2 separate regions of the Homo sapiens genome follow, and region 2 is linked to region 1. Evidence: chromatin contacts called from ENCODE Hi-C data. All regions are on one chromosome and are shown on one strand. The core of a region is the stretch at or near the end of the contact, and the rest is flanking DNA. Distances in the headings are between cores, read along the strand shown. Region 1 holds the start of MAPRE2 (microtubule associated protein RP/EB family member 2). Region 2 overlaps GALNT1 (polypeptide N-acetylgalactosaminyltransferase 1).

Region 1 (3,474 bases), core at 347-2,846:
TTTATGACACATATATTTATGCTGTATCTTTTACACCCCAATTCTTCCCTTTTCACCCTATAAAAGGTCAGAGACCACTGCTGATAAGCAAAGAATCCTTCAAAATCTCTCCTGGCTGGGCGTGGTGGCTCATGCCTGTAATCCTAGCACTTTGGGGCGGGTGGACTGCCTGAGCTCAGGAGTTCAAGACCAGCCTGAGCAACTCGGTGAAACCCTGTCTCTACTAAAATACAAAAATTAGCTGGGTGTGGCGGCGTGCGCCTGTTATCCCACCTACTCAGGAGGCTGAGGCAGGAGAATTACTAGAACCCAGGAGGCGGAGGTTGCAGTGAGCTGAGATTGCGCCACTGCACTCCAGCCTGGGTGACAGAGCGAGACTCTGCCTCTAAAAAATAATAATAAAAAAAAAATCTCTCCTCTCTGGAGGACAGTACTGAACATATGCAGGGTCTTTTCAGTTTATAATCTAATCCGTAGACTGCACAGTGCTAGCAATTCTGTTCACAGTTATCTTTTCACAACAGTCATCTTGGAAGTACTTGATTCTTACCTTGATTTATAATATTTATTGAGCTCACATTACAGATCATTACTGTCCAGTCACATTGATAAAACCATGTCACTTGGAAGCTCCAGTTCACCACTCCTAGCTGTGTGACCTTAAGCAGTTTACTTAATCTTACTAGTTTACTCATCTTTAAAATGGGAATAATAATAGTATCTGTCACATAGCCAATATATTTGAAAGCGGTATTGCAAGGATATAGAACAGCTTGAATGTTAAGCACTTTCAAATACTAAGTGAGGTGATCACTTTTGTAATTCAAATGGAAATAGAATAAATGTCAATGAATTAATGATCTGTATCAGGAGGCAGCATAAAGAATTTGAATTGGAGGGTTTTGGGTAACTGGTAAAATGGTGGTTATCTTTTTTTAAAAGAAAAACCCTCTTTGGGGATTCCTTTGTACAGATGATCTCTTAATTTGCCATCTTTAATCCTCACATTATTAAAGGCTACATTGATTAGAAGGAAATACAGCTTCCTTGTAGGTTTTTAGCTTTTTGGCTTGTTTTTGGGGAGATGGTTGCTGCTATTTGGAGAAAGGGAGAAAGGCAGAAATTTTAACCTTAGTCTGATACCTTTTCTACAAGCTGGCCACCAGGTCCTTTTTAGGTTTTTCTGAAACCTGACCAAGTTTAATTGTCATGGCATAAAAACTTGGTATTGAAGGAGTTAAAGGGTCTCCCACACCCCTTTGCATGAATCGTTCTTTTGTGTACACAGCTGCAGTGGCAGCACGGGTCGGAAAGGAAATGGTTAGAGGAAGAGCTGGTTTTCAGACAAGGCGAGTCTGCGAGGGGGGCTGCAGGGTGGCCTGGGGTTTTACATGCCAGATGTAGGCCTGCCCCGGTGCCTGCCTGGAGCTGCTGGCGTGGTCACGCCGCGACCCTGTGCGAATTGAGGCGAGGTGATGAGTTAGCGGGTTGCCATGGCAACAGGCTGGCCACGTGACCAGGGTGCTGCTGCCGGCGCTCTGACGTCAGCTGCCAGAGGGCGGGGCCGCAGGAGGGCGGGGCGCGAGCGAGAGCTGGGAGAAGGCAGTGAGCGAGCAGGCGGCAGGCACGGTCCGTGCGGAGCAGGCGAGCGAGCGGGAAGACGCAGCCACCTTCCTCACCAGCCAGCCCACAGCGGTTTGTTCCCCTTCTCGGGAGTGCGCCAATGCCTGGGCCGACCCAAACCCTGTCCCCAAATGGCGAGAACAACAACGACATCATCCAGGATAATAACGGGACCATCATTCCTTTCCGGAAGCACACAGTGCGCGGGGAGCGTTCCTACAGGTAATGGGGCTGGCACGAGAGCAGCGCCGGGGACCGCCGTGAGGGCGCGCGGAAATCCAGCCCGTTATATAATGGAGCAGACACTGCCTGCGACCCCTGCTGCAGGCATGCATTTGTGAAGGCGGTTGTGATTATTTGGTATCTGTTTCCATGTGTCATGTTGGGTTTGCATTGAGGCTCCGCGACTGCAGATGGAAAGCATTTTGTGAATAGGTTTGCTGCCTTCGAGGGGTCTCCCTCCATCTCTTTCCTTCCACACTGATAAAAATGCATGCTGTTTTCCCCCGCTGTCCAAAGGGAGACAGGCAGTAGCACTTCCTTTCCTCCTTCCCTTTTAGATTTTAAAGGAGCCATTAGGTAGCAGTGCCAAAAGGCAGAAAACGGGAGGGTGGGGAGAAAAACGTTTGCGCTTAACCTGGAGAGTGTGCAGGAAAGATGGAATCCTCTAGATTAAGCTGCAGTCTGTGATGTTAAACCGCCAGATTGATGGAGCTTTGTAAGAATTCTGCTCGCTGATTGGTGCAGGGATTGACAGCAGAGGTGATAGTGTCAGACATTCACCAAAATTTTCTCCATAGAACCCTAGGTTTATTAGAAAGAGACTGGACTGCAAAGGACTTGAAAAAAACTGGGCGCTGTTATGCATTTTCTAAGGAGTTTATGGCCACCGCTTGGGTGGGGGAGCCTTTCCTTCTTATTTACAGTAGGAAGGTGATTCCTGGTCTTTTGCTGAGGTCTGTTTTGAGGATGGGACTGATCTTGGTCATTGTATTGTGAGCCTTTTGATTAATGAGTTGGCCTGTACGGTTGGCATCATTTTTACATTAACATATCTGGCAATATGTTCCAGTAGATAAGCTCATTAAAATTGTTTGCATTGTTTGATAAGGATAACAATGTAATGGAGAATGCAGCTAGAGTCTTATGCAGCTCAAGGCCAGACTTGAAGGGAGACTGATAGCTTCGGTCATATTTCCTCTGAAGTTCTTTTGTACTGGGGTAGTTATTTTTAAATGTTACCTTGATAAACGCTAACAATGCTTTTGCTTTGAGGCAGAGCACACATACCTCTAAAGCGCATCCTCTCAGCTGATGAGCAACAGGAAATAACTCTTTTTTTCCTTTTTAGAGCCGTCATCTAAACATTCAGATGGTATTATGGGTAGAATATTGTGTGTGTAAATGTTGCATATCACAAAATAGAACCAGAAAGTACCCTACTTCCTTTCTCTTTGGCCAAAGAAATGCAGTATTTGTTGACTCAAAAAAAAAAAAATTATAAGCAACCTTTGCCCTGTCATCTCTGGCAGTTACATAAATACTTGGAGTTAATTTTGGCTGTGCCCATGAGGTCACCAAAATCTCATGCCTTATGGTTCCAACTAATGTGTTGATATGGCATTCTTACAGATTTCAAGTGCTTGTTATTCACTTAATGTAAATCAAAATTCCTCCACAACTTCTGGAGATATCCTTTCAGAGACCCTGTGATTGGAAATTTGGGCCTCTTCTCCTCTTACTCCTCCACCTTTTTCCTCTGTGACCATCCCAAAGCCTAAAAATAGAATTTAAAAACAAAAAACTTGAAGTGATTTTAAATCTCACTAGTTTGAACTTTTTTTGTAGAAA
Region 2 (3,474 bases), core at 266-2,765, 580 kb after region 1:
AGGTTTATTAATTTGGCTGTACTAAAATTAAGATCTCTTGGGTTTTGTGTGCATGGAAAGGAGAGTGTAAAGACTAGTCACAAATACACAAGTAGAATATATTTTGCATACAAAGGATAAGGATTTTTAGAATCAGTAATGCACACACCCATATGTCAGTACGCATACATACGTAAGTGTGAAAACAGTTAATGGCAGAAGAAAGCAAGAGCTGTTTCTTAGGAGAAAAATGAATAGCCAGTAAACAGTTGTTTTCAGGGAAATACAAATTAAAGCTACATTGACAAAATTGTAAAAGTTGGACATTGTCAAGTATACCACTGCACTACTCCATGGCAGAGGTTGGCAGACTTTTCTGTAAAGGGCCAGATAGTAAGTATTTTAGCCTTTGCAGGCCGTACAGTCTCTGTAAAGGCCAACAACTTTGACGTTGTAGTGCAAAAGCAGCTGTAAACCATATATAAATGAATGAGAGTGGCTGCATTCCCATAAAATTTTATTTACAAAAATACTAGTTTGCCACCCCTTGCTCTATGACACCAAAGTTAGTGAACTACATCAATATGGATGAGTCTTAAAAACGTAATGTTGGATTTAAAAGGTAGCAGAAGAATACATTATAATATGATTTAATTTATGTAAATTGCAGAGGTAGACAAGGTAAAGGATACAGGTTTGTGGGTTTCATCATAGTTGCTGGGACCTGACTAATTTTGAATTCTGGCCTTGACATGTATAGTCTATGTGACGCTGGCCAAATTACCTAACTTTTTAAAGTGTCAGTTTTCCTATCTGTAAGATGGTGTGCATAATAGTACCTGGCTTACTGGGTTGTTGGGAGTATTGTTATACAGTGCCCATCAAAGTGCTCAGCACACAGTAAGTGCTTGGTAATTGTTGTTATGCTTTTATTCTCCTGTTTAATTTATATCTCTATTAAAAGAAATATAGCTGTTATTGCTTTGGACACTGGGTGTTTTTTTTATCTGACCTGCATTGCATATGGCTAATGAGAAGTACTAAGGCTTGCATATCCTCACCTGAAGTCTTGAGTAATGTTTGATTCCTTTTGCTTAGCACAGGTTGTAAAACCTTCTAGTGTTTTAGTGTTGTGTTTTAATCTCCACATTCATGGTAGCTTGCTGAATACTTGGCAGAAACAGCTTCCAGTGTCACGTAATCTTTCTCTGTGGCAGTTAGCATCGTCTCAGACTCCTTTTTCAGAGCTCTCTCCTCCTTTGTATTGGCACCACTCTTCAAATTCTGTGACTTCTCAGACCTTCCAGTCCTCTAGTATGGTCCACCCCTCAAACTTCTGACTCTTCAGCTTCCTCAGCTGAAAATGAAGATAAAACCCACTTGAAAGGGTTGTTATTAGGATAAAATTCTCTCTCTAATGCCTAAGCCACTGAGGAACCCTGTAACCATAGATCCTGACTCATTTATGCCAGAGTGAGGTGTGGTATGAAAACAAACAAAACTTTATGAGTAGTTCCTTCCCCATTTGAGCAGCAGTGACGGGTGAATGTAATGCAAGCGGCGCATTGCAGGCATTCAGACAGCTCCCCCCTCCATTTCCTGTCTGTGGCTACTGTTCTCTAGACTCTTCTCTCACACCACCAAGAATCATTTATTACAGGTATTTATATTGACCATTTCCTCCCTAAGGACAGTGATGTTGTCTAACTCATCTTTGTTCTCATATGGTCTGGTAAAATGCTTGGCATATAGTAGGGCAGTTAACAAATTTGTTAAGTGAACAAATGTCTACTATATGCCTTGCTTTTGTTCACAGAACACCAGTGTATGCAGTATTTGGCCTGCCAAAGTAAGATGTTAAATCCAAAGTAAGATGTTAAATCCTAATTTAGCGTTTAGCTATCTGAAACACGTTTAAAAGTTACTTCTTTGTTTTAACATCATATTTCGAGAAATTCTAACATATATAAAAGTAGACAGAACAGTGAAACGAGCCCTCTTAAACCTGTATCCATTCTCCAGATTCAGCAAACACATTTTCCCACTTGTGTTCCACCTCTCAATCTAACCTCACTCCCCTGCTCTTAAGCCCAAGTATTTTAAAGCAATGGAAGACATCATGTCATTTTACCTCTAACATTCTTCAGTATAGATCCTTTAAAATGAGAACATTTTGAATATGACCACAATGCTGTTAACATTCCTAATTAACAGTGATTGCTTAGTAGCATCTGTAACCCAGTTCATAATCATATTTCCTCAGTGGTCCCTAAAGTGTCTTTTTAAGTTGATTTGTAGATTCAAAACTCAAAACAAGATCAACATAGCACATTTAGTTTTTTTAAAAAAGCTTTCCTTAAAAAAATAAAAACAATACCTATTTTAAAAATTATTTCTCTCCCTTTCTCTTCTTCTTTTCTTTTCGATAACTCTTCAGATTAGGGTTCTTTATAATGAAACCATAAACTTTGCTCTAGCAGATAAAGGTTTCATCTTTTAAGACTGCTTTGCTGTTCTTTTTTTTTTTTTTTGATAGCCAAGCACTTAACATGTATAGAGAGCACTACTGCAGTTAACAGCACAGCAAAATGCAAAACTGTTAACTGCTCTGATTTTTCTTGTGCAATGAGATAGCATTATGTGCAGTACCATTAGGAAAATAATTTTACATCATTTTCATTCATAATTAACATTATTTACATTAAATGTAGTCTAAACCTGTAAAATAATCTTGTATTCATTAAAAAGTATATATTCTTTGGTATGTTTAGTTTAAATACATCTTTAAAAAATTTTAGTTATTCCTCTTGAATTTATGGTTAGGGTCTCAAGAAGGAAGCTTGAGACTAGACTGTAATGTGTGTTTGAAAAAGACTGCTCATGGATGAACTTAATTCTTAAATTCTCTAAAGCTCAAGTGGAGAAATGACATCTGCAAAAAATTTATCTTTTAGTTGCATTATGGGTAATAAAGACAAACATGTGTAACTGTTTAGTGTATTTAAAAGAAAAGGAGAGATAACCCAAGTGATTAGAGGTTTTAGTAGAATAGTTTTGAGAATTAGAATTTTAAAAAATAATACAAAAGAAATGTTTGAGTTATTGATGTGAATTAAATAGCAGGTTTATTTCAGAGTTTTTTTTTTCCAACAATTTACTTAACTTTCCTATTACATTGTTAAGTAAAATGTCAACTTAATTGTACTGCACTGTTTTTGTTTGTTTGTTTGTTCTGAGAGCAGGAAGCAAATCCTATAATCAGCCCTCCAAAGAGCTGAAACAAATATGAAGAAAAGGCGCTTGAGGTCATCCCCTAGAATGGATCTTAACTGATAGCAATGCAGAAGCAGCCTGAGACTACAGGGCAGACCGAGTTGAGGGAGGGAGGCAGAGAATAGCTTTTCACAGGAAAATCAGCAGGCAAGAATGCAAAACAATCACTAACGCTATAAACTAAGAGACGTTAAATGACATTAGGGAGAGACTAGTAAGAGA

Evidence for each region. Hi-C counts contacts between places; a loop is a spot of excess contacts on that map. Pooled maps may share reads with other maps.
Region 2: a map of GM12878 shows a loop between it and region 1 (3-fold over the local background). The contact joins the enhancer-like site here to the promoter of MAPRE2 in region 1. A Hi-C loop is called at or near these places in 1 of 168 maps with a recorded cell type or tissue (GM12878), 3 of 37 single-sample maps with no recorded cell type and 14 of 50 pooled maps.

The regions. Positions count from the first base shown.
Region 1 is chr18:35,039,817-35,043,290 of GRCh38, forward strand. It overlaps MAPRE2 (microtubule associated protein RP/EB family member 2), which reads left to right and starts at 1,597. Exons shown (of 7, transcript NM_014268.4): 1 at 1,597-1,845. The coding sequence starts at 1,724. RefSeq lists an enhancer at 1,557-1,706.
Region 2 is chr18:35,615,541-35,619,014 of GRCh38, forward strand. All of the region lies in intron 1 of GALNT1 (polypeptide N-acetylgalactosaminyltransferase 1), which reads left to right. Among named protein-coding and RNA genes, the nearest start is that of MIR3975, 26 kb to the left of the region's middle. Within about 2 kb of position 1,516, at least 20 of the 41 ENCODE cell types and tissues checked have a DNase peak (open chromatin) inside an H3K27ac peak, as active enhancers do; they include GM12878, where a contact is called at or near this core.